2 separate regions of the Homo sapiens genome follow, and region 2 is linked to region 1. A link is a contact called in ENCODE Hi-C or POLR2A ChIA-PET data. All regions are on one chromosome and are shown on one strand. The core of a region is the stretch at or near the end of the contact, and the rest is flanking DNA. Distances in the headings are between cores, read along the strand shown.

Region 1 (5,619 bases), core at 935-3,434:
AGCTTGGCCAACGTGGCGAAACCCCGTCTCTACTAAAAATACAAAAATTAGCCGGGCGTGGTGGCGGGCGCCTGTAATCCCAGCTACTCAGGAGGCTGAGGCAGGAGAATTGCTTGAACCCGGGAGGCGGAGGTTGCAGTGAGCCAAGATTGCGCCATTGCACTCCAGCCTGGGCAACAAGAGTGAAACTCTGTCTAAAAAAAAACAAAACAAAACAAAAAAAAAAAGAGGAAGAAGCTACACATATTAAAGGCCAAGCTGACTCTTCTAAACTAAAAATAAGTAGACTTTGCATAAAGAAACTGGAAGAAAGAAACTAGTATCTTCAGTTTTCCAGCCTGATGGTCCAGATTTTAAGCATTGTTGCATCTCCCAGCCTCTTTTTTAACCCTTGCTCCCTACCTACCCCCAAAAGGTGTGTGGGGACTGGCTGTTCTCCAGTAGCTCCTTCCTTCCTTCTTTTTAACTGAGGTGTAGCCACCTATGTCCCATCCTAACTCTGTTTCCCCCCTTTATCTTCCCTTGTGCAGCATCCTTGTCTGGCCTCCATAATTCACTTTTTGTCATGACTCTTGTGCCCTCCTCATTCTGACCTTTCTCCAGTCTCCGCTCCTTAGTGCCAGCTGTCATCATTTCTAACATTTGGATCAGAGATCCCCTCACTAAAACAGCCTGAGAGCCTGGCTCCTTCCAGGACGAGTGCCCCAACCTGTTCTCTAGCTGCTGGAAAAGACCCCTCTGTTTCTTAAAAGCCTGTTAAGTTCCTTCAGGCTAGTAGCTACACCTTGTTGCATACTTCCTTGGAAATAGAGAGTGCTTTCAAATTAATTTCTCACTTATTGCTATTAGTGGTCCCAAGAAAAAGAGATGAAATTGCAGCATCTTGTAATGGTGAGTTTTTTAGGTCTAGGAGAGAGGTACTGTCATCTTTGTTTACTTGCTGAGAGACGACAGAAATGTGTAGTTGTGGGGTATGAAGGTAAAGTCAGTGATTATAGCTAAAAAGCAAACGTCATTTAAGGTCACTGGTATTTTTGGATGTTGGAATGCAGGTTTTGTTTTACATAGAAATTTTCCCTCTAATTATTTTACCATCTTATGTTCTGGAAAATGATTCCATGTTGCTTTAAATTCATCTTTCAGTGAAGTTCTTATTTCTTACCAAAAAATGACAGCTTTGTCATTTCTTACATCGTTTTTTCCTTTCTGTTGCCAAATGCCCTCCAGACTTTCCATGTTGGTGCGGTAAGCTAGACATTTTTAGTTTGTAGTGATTGTTTTCGTTTGTGTTTGTATGTTTTTGTGCCCATAGTCACTTCTGTAATGTTCGTTTCTGAGTTTCCTTTGGGGGGATTAACCTGCCACTGAAGTGTCAGCTTCCCTGTCATGGGACTGTCCTTGGAATGACAGGTTTTCCTTCCACCATAGGATCTGCCACTGTGAAGGAGATGATGAGAGCCCCCTGATCACCCCCTGCCACTGCACAGGAAGCCTCCACTTCGTGCACCAGGCCTGCCTGCAGCAGTGGATCAAGAGCTCCGACACGCGCTGCTGCGAGCTCTGCAAGTATGAGTTCATCATGGAGACCAAGCTGAAGCCACTGAGAAAAGTACGTGGGAGGAAGGGATGCTTCACCCTTCCTGAAACCAGTGACCCCCAGAAAGCTGGTGTCTCAGATCATGAGGTCATGGCTTGCCTGCGTTCATTTCCTTAAAAAGCTGGGGCTGGTGCTTACATTTGCATTGTAGAGATTGTTGTTTCTGGTGCTGATTTTCAAGTCCCTCTTCTCAGGAAGAAGCTCTTTCTGACCATTCATAATCCTTCTTTTCCCTTCAAAGTAAGACTGCTTGCTTGTCGGTGTCAGTCCTCTGGCCTTTGACTACAGACTGTTTGTGACATATCTTAGCACCTAATTTTATACATATTAACTGTTGACGTCCTGCTTCTCTGATTAGGACTGTCTGTTGGAGATTAGTATCTCCCCAGCACCCAGCACAGTGTAGCATACAGTAAATTTATTTGTATACACCCATGATAACTATTTGCTGGATGGGAGTGTGAGTAGGTGGATAGGGAAAAGAAAGGAAGCACAAACGTTGCGTGATGTGCAACTGTCTTCAGAAAGGACCCACAGGCATTGCATGACACGCAGCTGTCTGGAGGCCCATGTCACTGCTCCCTCTGAGAGGAGCTTTGTCCGCCACACTGGCTTCCTGTTTAAATTTTGACTGTTTCATATATCTCTCTAGATGCCCAGCACAAAAGGTTTTGTCTGGAAGAATAAAAAACTGTTCCTATCTCAGAACATTAATATATAAATTGCAAGATAAGTCACATAATCAAATACTAGCCAATTAAATGCTAAATGGTGTGCTGGTAGAGCATAACAGTCATTCAGAAAAGGAAATGCTCATTATGAGCTAGAGTGCTGGGGAAGTGGAGCGATGGTAGCCTCATAGGGTGTTTGGGTTTTAGAGCAGTTCTTGAAGGATCACTAGGATTTGGAGGCAGAGTGCAAGGAGTTTAGAGAGGTCAGGCTGTCTGTGGAGTAAAGCATACCCTAGAAAGGTGAAGGTGAACATTGACAGGGTGTCAAGCTACGTGCGTTGTAGGAAGTAGCAGGGAGCATGGGGCACTGAGGCACTGACTCTGTATTATAGGTAGGAAGACCAGGGAACTTGCTAGTGTATAAAATCCCAGCAGAAAACAACCAGATTTAGAGAAGGCTTGTGCAAACTGCTTAAAAAAATGTTTTGCCCAGTAGAAACCTTGTAATTTATTGGGTGCCTACTCTATGCTAATCTCTCAACATGGGAAGTCCTTGAGGCTCTATTTTCAACTACCCTGCATAGACTCATCTGGAAAGAGGCTGTGACTAGGGTTGGCAAAGGATATGTGCAGAGTGTTTACACATTGTTCTTTCTCTCTACCTTTATGTGTTTTCTCCTGATTCGGAAACCAGTAAATGAAAAAGAAAGTCTGGCTATTTGGAGTAAATTAATGAGCTCCTAGAGGAGATGGGACTAGCAGAGTCTGCTTGTACCAGGAACTCTTAGCGTCGATTTCGAGCTGTTGCTGCCAAAGTAGCAAGGACCAAAGAGTGAGCGTCTTCTGCCATTCACCTTCACAATGTAGTGTGACCCATCTGCTAGTGTGTTGTGGCATCATCAACCCTCTTCTTCCGCTCGTCCATGCCAGTCAGCACATCAGGGAGACTTAAAACGTAGTACCTGGGTCCTGGGCCAACATACTGTTTTCATTAGGACTGAAATCATAGAATTCTTTATCAGGCCATCTTATGTCTGCTTGCAAGAATAAGCAGACAAGGGGATTTTTGATGGTAGTTCTGCATTCATCTTGATCCTGGCTTCTTTTCATTGCATAGAAAGTTGGCTGCACCTGGTACCTGGTTGAAGCCAAGTGGTTTTAGGAGAACAATACTTGGGGGAATGCATCTAGTTTGGGAAGGGAGAAGTGGGGTGGAAAGCCAATCTTACCTACCTACAATGCTCTCACCCCACCGGAGCCCTTCCCCAGAAGCCTGAGCCTCACACTCTGTGTTGTCTTTCTAGTGGGAGAAGTTGCAGATGACGTCCAGCGAGCGCAGGAAGATCATGTGCTCAGTGACATTCCACGTCATTGCCATCACATGTGTGGTCTGGTCCTTGTATGTGCTCATTGACCGTACTGCTGAGGAGATCAAGCAGGGGCAGGCAACAGGTGAGTTCTCAGGCTGGAGCAAGCTCAGCATGGGGGCCGGGATAGCTCACAGGAGTCCTGGGGTCAGAGGATTTTCCAGTTAGCCAAAAACGTCTGGGTTTCCGGAGGAGGGACATCAGTTAGGAGGCACTAGCCTCCTTTTTGGCATTTCTTTTGCTGTGGTGGTAGTTTTTGAAACCCAGTCAGGAGAGTTCATATTCTGGAGCATGAGAATCTCCGCAAACTACATCCTATAAAAGCAGGAAGTAGCTGGACACTGTCTTCCACTCTTCTTTGACTGAGCAACATTGGATGAGTTGTGAATCCATTGGTCAGTGGTGCAGGCTTGTGGTCCCCAGATACTTGAGGCTGAGGGATGGAGGATTGCTGAGGCTCAGGAGTTCAAGGCTGTAGTGTGCCATGATCACACCTGTGAATAGCCACTGCACTCCAGCCTGGGCAACATAGCAAGACTCCATCTCTTAAAAAACAACAACAACAACAAAGAATCAGTTGATTATGGGAAGTTCAGAAGTTGTGTTTTTCTTTACTTCATATCTTAAATAAAATCTAATAGGCTGAGTTTTTCCCTTCCAGGAATCCTAGAATGGCCCTTTTGGACTAAATTGGTGGTTGTGGCCATCGGCTTCACCGGAGGACTTCTTTTTATGTATGTTCAGTGTAAAGTGTATGTGCAATTGTGGAAGAGACTCAAGGCCTATAATAGAGTGATCTATGTTCAAAACTGTCCAGAAACAAGCAAAAAGAATATTTTTGAAAAATCTCCACTAACAGAGCCCAACTTTGAAAATAAACATGGATATGGAATCTGTCATTCCGACACAAACTCTTCTTGTTGCACAGAGCCTGAAGACACTGGAGCAGAAATCATTCACGTCTGATTGTGTGCGGGTTGTCATTTTCCTGGACATCCATGAAGAGCTGAAGGAAATTGTTTACTGCCAATTGTATACCTTTCTTATGTCCTTTAATAGCATAGACTGGACAGGTGACTATTTATAGTGGCTTCTCTTTTTCTAAACCCTCCTTAGTCTCCTAGAAAACCTTCCTGTGGGCCAGGCATGCCTGGGTCCTGCCTCTGCCTGGCAGCTCTGTGGGAAAGTGGAAGACCCCATGATGACATCATGGGGAGCCAGCAGAGTTCCTGCCCATGGTCTTGAGCTGAATGAGAGAATAAAATGCCAATCCCAAGGGAAGAGGAGGAGCAGGGGTGCCCAGGCCCTGATACCCAGCCGCCTCCAGCTTGCAGTGGTCCCCAGCCTGGAGCAGAGCATTGGGGAGTGTCTAGCCATGACGAGAAGATTCCCTCTGCATCACGGCGAACCCCAGGAGATGGTATTGAAACAGACCCCCAAACACAGACTCCTGCCTGCCCTCTGCCGATGCTGCCTCCTCCATGCTCTTGAGCAGGTGGAGCCATGGTGCTCTGTGGTGGCGCATGATTCACTGAGCAAACAGCACTTTACAGAAGAAAATCTTTATTTTGTAATATGTGTGTCCAGCGGGATTGACACTCAAAAAAAGTCTCACTTAGAAATCTTCCCTTCCTTACCTTTGTATCTCCTTTACATCATGAGAGATCAAAAATCCATTTTGCCTTACATATGCTAAGAAGCGTGGCATTCTTTCTGTTCATAAAACAGACTCATGACTTTTAAGACAGGACAAGCAGGCCAGAGGCTTTTTTTTTAATCACAGATCTCATGGGAATTAGTGGATGCTAAATGGCAATTAAAGCATGATTCCTATGCTTTTGAGCCTGTTTTATGACAAGGTGTTACTTTGTAGACCTGGCCCATACATTTCTTTTTTGTCAACACTGAAAAAGAACAGTTTCTGAGATCGAAATGGAAGGAAAGGAAGTGAGTAATGACAACAAAACTGAATATTTAAAAAATA
Region 2 (5,619 bases), core at 1,809-4,308, 510 kb before region 1:
ATAATGCACCAAACTAGTAAAATCTTAATCTTACCTGCACGAGGTATCGTGGATCCACATTTAAATAAGGAGACAGAGGGTTCATACCAGTTACTAGAGAGAAAACAAAATGTCACATTGCAACAAAATTCTTTAAGTTAATCCAGTTAGAGTTAATCCAGCTCCTGACTGTTACATGTGTTTGCAATTTTTATAGGCTCACTGAAGGCGGAAAATTTTTTCCCATTTTATCCTCCCTATCTGTCAGTTTGGGGGCTGACTCATCCTGAGACCCTCAATCCCAAACCAGGTCTTCCACTGGTGGCTCAGGCTTTTACACCAATAAGATAATTGCAGTGTCATAGATCTGATTTTTGAACTTACAGGAAGTGTAGTCCAGGCCATTTACAAAGCTAATTTCTTTCACTTTACTCCAAGAATGCTTGGTGACTATGTAAATTACAAAATAAGACTGAAAAAAGACTAATCAATTCCATGGGAAAAACAGTGGTTGGGTTGGGTTTTCTGACTGTGTACATGTTGTATCTAACTATTTCAAGGCAGTTCCTTCACATATTACTATTAACGATTGATTTACTGTGGCAAGGTTGAGAATCCTTGGGTCATTACCACAGGTATGTGGGTCTGTGCAAAAGAAAACACAAACTTTGAGAGGGCCAGACCTGAATTCACTAACATTGAAAACAGTAAAACCTATCATCTTTGGATCCTTCTGTATCTCAGCAGTTATTTACAAACCTATGCATCACCCATGCCTCTATCTTTTCATCAATTAGGAGTCCTGCTTGTTCTATTTTTAATATCTATTTTGAATTGTGTTACTTATCTTCTCTATTGCTACCATCCTAGTCCAACCATCATATCTCACAGCAACAATTTCCTAACTCCTTGCTTTCTCTTACCCCTTCAATTCACTGTCTACATAGCAACTACAGTGATTTGTCTTAAGAAAATCGAAACTCCTTACCATAACTTACAAAATCCTACATTAGCTGTCATTCCCTACCTCTCTGATTTCACAAACTTCAATGGATCCAACTCCCTTGTAACTACGAAGACAGACTGGCCTAAGAGCTGTTCCTTAAACCTGCCAAATTTGTTTTGTTTCAGGACATTTGCACTAGCTATTTTCCTGGATACTTGCCTCCCAAGCATTTGTACTGTATTTGGGTCACAGCTCAAATGTCAACTCCCTTGAGATGTTTTCCCTAACCGGCTCTAAAATGGCATCCTGCTTCCATCACAATCTCAAGACTCTGCTTTATTCCCTTTACAGCACTTATCACTAACGGCAATGTTTTAATTTATGTTTGTTGGTTTACCTCAGTATTATGTAAGCTCTGTGAGCGCAAGAGTCCTCTTTTCAAAAAAAAACAAAAAAAACCCCCACAAAAACCACTATAGTCCTGCCCCCAGAAAAGTAGCTAGCACACTGTAAAAGCTCAGTAAATGGTGTTCATTCCCTGGTCCCCCAATTTACCTTCAAATCTTAATCAAATTAATTTAACAATATTGTCACATTAAGGAAGTGTATATGCCCTTTGTGCTCTGAAACTCAGAGATACTAAGATTAATATGAAACTGTGTTCTAAACAGGTAAAGTAGTAGCTCAGGCCTAGGAATCCCAGCATTTTGGGAGGCCGAGACAGGAGGATGGCCTGAGTTCGAGAGTTTGAGACCAGCTTGGACAACACAGGGAGACCCCATCTCCACAATAAGTCAAAAAAAAAAAAAAATTAGCCAGGCGTGGTGGTACGTACCTAGAGTCCCAGCTACTTAGGAGGCTTAGAGGGGAGGATTGTTTGAGCTCAGGAGTGCGAGGCTTCAGTGAACTATAATCATGCCACCGCACCCCAATATGGGTGACAGAACGAGGTCCTGACTCTAAAAACAAACAAACAAAAAAACGAAACAAAACACCATGTGTTGTAGATTCAGTTTTTTGACAAAGGTGACACCAGGGAAATGAAAGGTCTTTTATATTTTTTTGCACTACAGTCTGAACATATTTCGTTGTTGTTGTTCCTTAGTATAAAATACCTAGAGAAATATTACAAGGATTCTCTAAAAAGAAAGTACTTTCGTAAAGGCTTTATCCACGACCAACTGCCTATCTTTAGGTCCAAGTTGTATTTATCTAGTTGAACAACCACAGTTACAAAGTACCAAAGTTCTGGAAAACATTTTCACAAGACCGAGGAGAGGCAAAGGCAAGATATTTATGCCTCTGTATACCTTGATGTTGCCTATTTCCGTTTCTATAATTCTTACCTGGCTTCTTTCTTCATGTCTATATATCACCTTTAAAGTTCAGCTTACTTCCTAGCTCCTAAAGAAGGTTTCCTAGCCTGTCCCAAGTCATTTATTTCTCACTTACAAACAATATTACTGAATATTCTGCCCTGACGGCTACTTGGAGGCTCAGAATATGTCGCTGTGTACTAAAAAGTTAACTACGGGCTTGCTATTTGGAATACATTTACTCCCAAAGCTCGGCTCTACTCTTAATCAAGGGTCAATCACACGGCCCACCACACACAAAACGTAGGAGGCTTGGATATAAACCTAAGAAAACATGCATCATCTCGCGAGTCCAGGTCAATCACGGACAGCTTCCCCAGGAGATCCGTGGCCCTTTTTTAGGCCTTTCTATCTTGAAAGAGCAGCCATGCAGATACACTAACCCCACCACTGGTACTTAAGCTTGTAAATGCCAGCAAGGAAAAAAAAAACAACAACATAAAACATGGGACGCGCAACTTAGTGTAGACGCAAAAACCAGTCAGAAATAATCGCAAGCTAGGCCCCATACTTACGCGGGACGCCAGCCAAATCCGCGTGCGAGTAACCTGCTCCGCCGGCTCCGAAAAAGCCGGCCAATCCCCCTGTGGTTTTGTTGCCGCTTCCCCCGCCTCCTTCCATGGTATCGCAGCAAACCGAGTGGTTCCCGCCGCTGCCTCAAGCCTGGGTGGTCCGCTGGGCCGTTACTCCTCAATAACAGCGGGTAACCCCGCGTTGCCAGCGCCTACTTCACACGCTGACCTTCCGGGCGCCGGTTCCCGTTAAGCGCCACACTTCCGCTTTGCGGCAATGTGCGCCCCGGAAGCTGGAAGCGCCTGACGGCAGCTTTCCGGTGGTGGGAAAGTGAACGAATCCCGAATCAAAGCGGCGCATTGAGGCAGGTGGGGTGCCAGTGGAAGAGAGAAAGCAGGCGAGTGTTTACGGCCTGACTTGGGAGGCCGGCGGATCAGCAATTGCAGAAGCAGGCAGCGGCAGAGAGGGAATGGTGCAGGCAGGCGCTGAGAAGGACGCGCAGTCCATCTCTCTCAGGTTAGTGAAATGAGGCTCTCCGCCCGGGGCCGGCCCGGGGACAGTGCGCTGCTGGTCCCAGCATGAATGCGGGCCCCGGCTGTGAACCCTGCACCAAGCGACCCCGCTGGGGCGCCGCTACAACTTCGCCGGCTGCTTCGGACGCCCGGAGCTTTCCGAGCAGGCAGAGGCGCGTCCTCGACCCCAAGGACGCTCACGTGCAGTTCAGGGTCCCACCGTCCTCGCCAGCCTGCGTCCCAGGGCAGGCGGGACAGCACAGAGGCAGCGCCACCTCGCTTGGTACGTGGGAAAATAAAAATCTTTGTCCTTCGCCTCGGCCCGAACCTTCTGGTCTCAGGGACTCCAGTCACTCCTTTCTGGTCTTGTGTGCATCATCACTCTGAGGTCCACTTGCTGAGCTACCAAAGCCACTAGTGGGTGAATGGGGCCGCATTTTTCCCAGTGCGATTGATGTGAGAAACTCTGATGAGCAGTCACTCACAGGGCGGAAAATGGCAGGAGACTCCACCACCTGTTTGCTTCTTCAGGTTTGATTGAGAAATTGCCTTAGTCGTCAAGGAGATCTAATTGTGTATGTAAAACAGTAGGGCGCTTCAGCCTCTAGATAGGAAGAAAACAACTTCACTTGTGCAGATTCTGGGTCCCAGGGTGCAGAGCTATTAGTCTAAGCTGGCATTGTACCCGTCCCTGGTATACAGTGTTGAATGAGAGAAACTTGGCCTCTGCCTTCATACCTTAAAATCTATCTGGAGAGATAGACGATAGCAAAAGTTAATATAATAAAAGGTAATGGATGTTCTGATAGATGAAAGACAGATTGTTTTACCTAACTGAATTTATGGAATCGAAAATAGTCCTCCAGAAGATGAGATGCTTATTCTGAGGACTGTAGAATGAGTAGGAGTTAGATGAAGAGGAAGTAAGAAGTGTTTCAGGAGTGCAATGGAGGCCGGGCGCGGTGGTTTTGCCTGTAATCCCTGCGCTTTGGAAGGCCGGGGCGGGTGGATCACCTGAGGTCAGGAGCTCAAGACCAGCCTTACCAATATGGTGAAACCCCGTCTCTGCTAAAAACACAAAAAATTAGCCTAGCGTGGTGGCGGGCAACTGTAATCCCAGCTACTCCGGAGGCTGAGGCAGGTGAGGCAGGAGAATCACTGGCATCCGGGAGGCGGAGGTTGCAGTGAGCCGAGAGGGCACCATTGCACTCCAGCCTGGGCAACAAGAGCGAAACTCCGCCTCAAACAAAACAAAACAAAACAAAACAAAAACAGGAGTGCAATTGATATATAGAGTGAACGCAAGAGAGTGTGAGAGATGAGGCTGCAGGGTGGTACAGAAAAGTCAGATCAAATTGGATATGTAGACATTGCTAAGGATTTTGAACTCTAAGGGCATTGATAAGCTACTCAAGGGTTTTTAGTAGGGGAGTGACTTGATTAGACTTATTTATTTGTTGAAAAGTCTGTGTGGCTGGTGTGTGGAAAATAAAGAATGGATTGAAAAGGAACTCAAGTGGAGCATCAAGACTCAGTTAAGGAGTTAATCTAGGTTGGAAATAATTGTAGCTTAGGCCTGGATGCTGGCAATAGGGAAGGGGATGGATTCATGAAAGAATGGGATACTTGAGAAGAAATATTTCTGTGCTGGAGAAGTAGATTGGGGAGTTCATGGCATAAACATTATAATGGATGCTATGGGCATAGATAACATAAACATGTAGAGAAAGTAAAGGTGACCTAGGGCAGAAGCCTTAGGAACACCAAAGTTTAAGAGTAGACTGAAGAGAAGCGGCTGTAGAGGTGGGAGGAAAGCCTGGCTCGTGTTGTGTCAGACAAAGGAGAGCATTTCAAAAAGGATGCATTCATTAACAGTGTAAGAGGCTGGGCAGAGCTCGGGCAGTTCTCTGGTGAAGAGTGTACACTTAGATGTCTTCGAACTTAGGGACAGTACCAAGTAGACTTGCACTAGGCCTTGAAGGATGAGGAAGATTTGCTGTATAAATCAAGAGGAGAAAGAATTATACACGCAGAGGGAATAAGACATGCAAAAGTTGGTAAGACTGGAGCATAAGATGACAGAGGAGTGTCTGATGAGGCTGGGTGGCAGACAGGAGCTTATGAAGAAACTCAAATTCCATTTTAAGGAATTTCAACCTTATTCTGTGGTTAATGGAGAAACCACTAAAAAGCTTTTAAGCGTGGGAATACCATTTGGTTAATATTTTAGAAAAGTGGCTTTTGGACTTTCCTAACTGCAACCCACAGCATAAATTTTATCCAGTACACAGAG

What was found. A loop is a pair of places that touch in the nucleus more often than their neighbours do. ChIA-PET counts read pairs that join two places held with the same protein, here RNA polymerase II (POLR2A). Pooled maps may share reads with other maps.
Region 2: a map with no recorded cell type shows a loop between it and region 1 (7-fold over the local background). The contact joins the promoter of TIMM23 here to the enhancer-like site in region 1. A Hi-C loop is called at or near these places in 4 of 37 single-sample maps with no recorded cell type and 9 of 50 pooled maps. POLR2A ChIA-PET finds 5 or more read pairs at or near these places in 1 of 52 experiments (PC-9).

Annotation. Positions count from the first base shown.
Region 1 is chr10:45,457,221-45,462,839 of GRCh38, reverse strand. MARCHF8 (membrane associated ring-CH-type finger 8) reads left to right here. Exons shown (of 8, transcript NM_001282866.2): 6 at 1,429-1,609; 7 at 3,573-3,720; 8 at 4,297-5,619. The coding sequence ends at 4,601. Among named protein-coding and RNA genes, the nearest start is that of MARCHF8, 75 kb to the left of the region's middle. Within about 2 kb of position 2,184, at least 6 of the 41 ENCODE cell types and tissues checked have a DNase peak (open chromatin) inside an H3K27ac peak, as active enhancers do.
Region 2 is chr10:45,969,928-45,975,546 of GRCh38, reverse strand. TIMM23 (translocase of inner mitochondrial membrane 23) reads right to left here and starts at 3,058. Exons shown (of 7, transcript NM_006327.4): 1 at 2,817-3,058; 2 at 35-93. The coding sequence starts at 2,922. It also overlaps the pseudogene PARGP1-AGAP4 and the pseudogene PARGP1. RefSeq lists enhancers at 3,238-3,367, 2,884-3,574.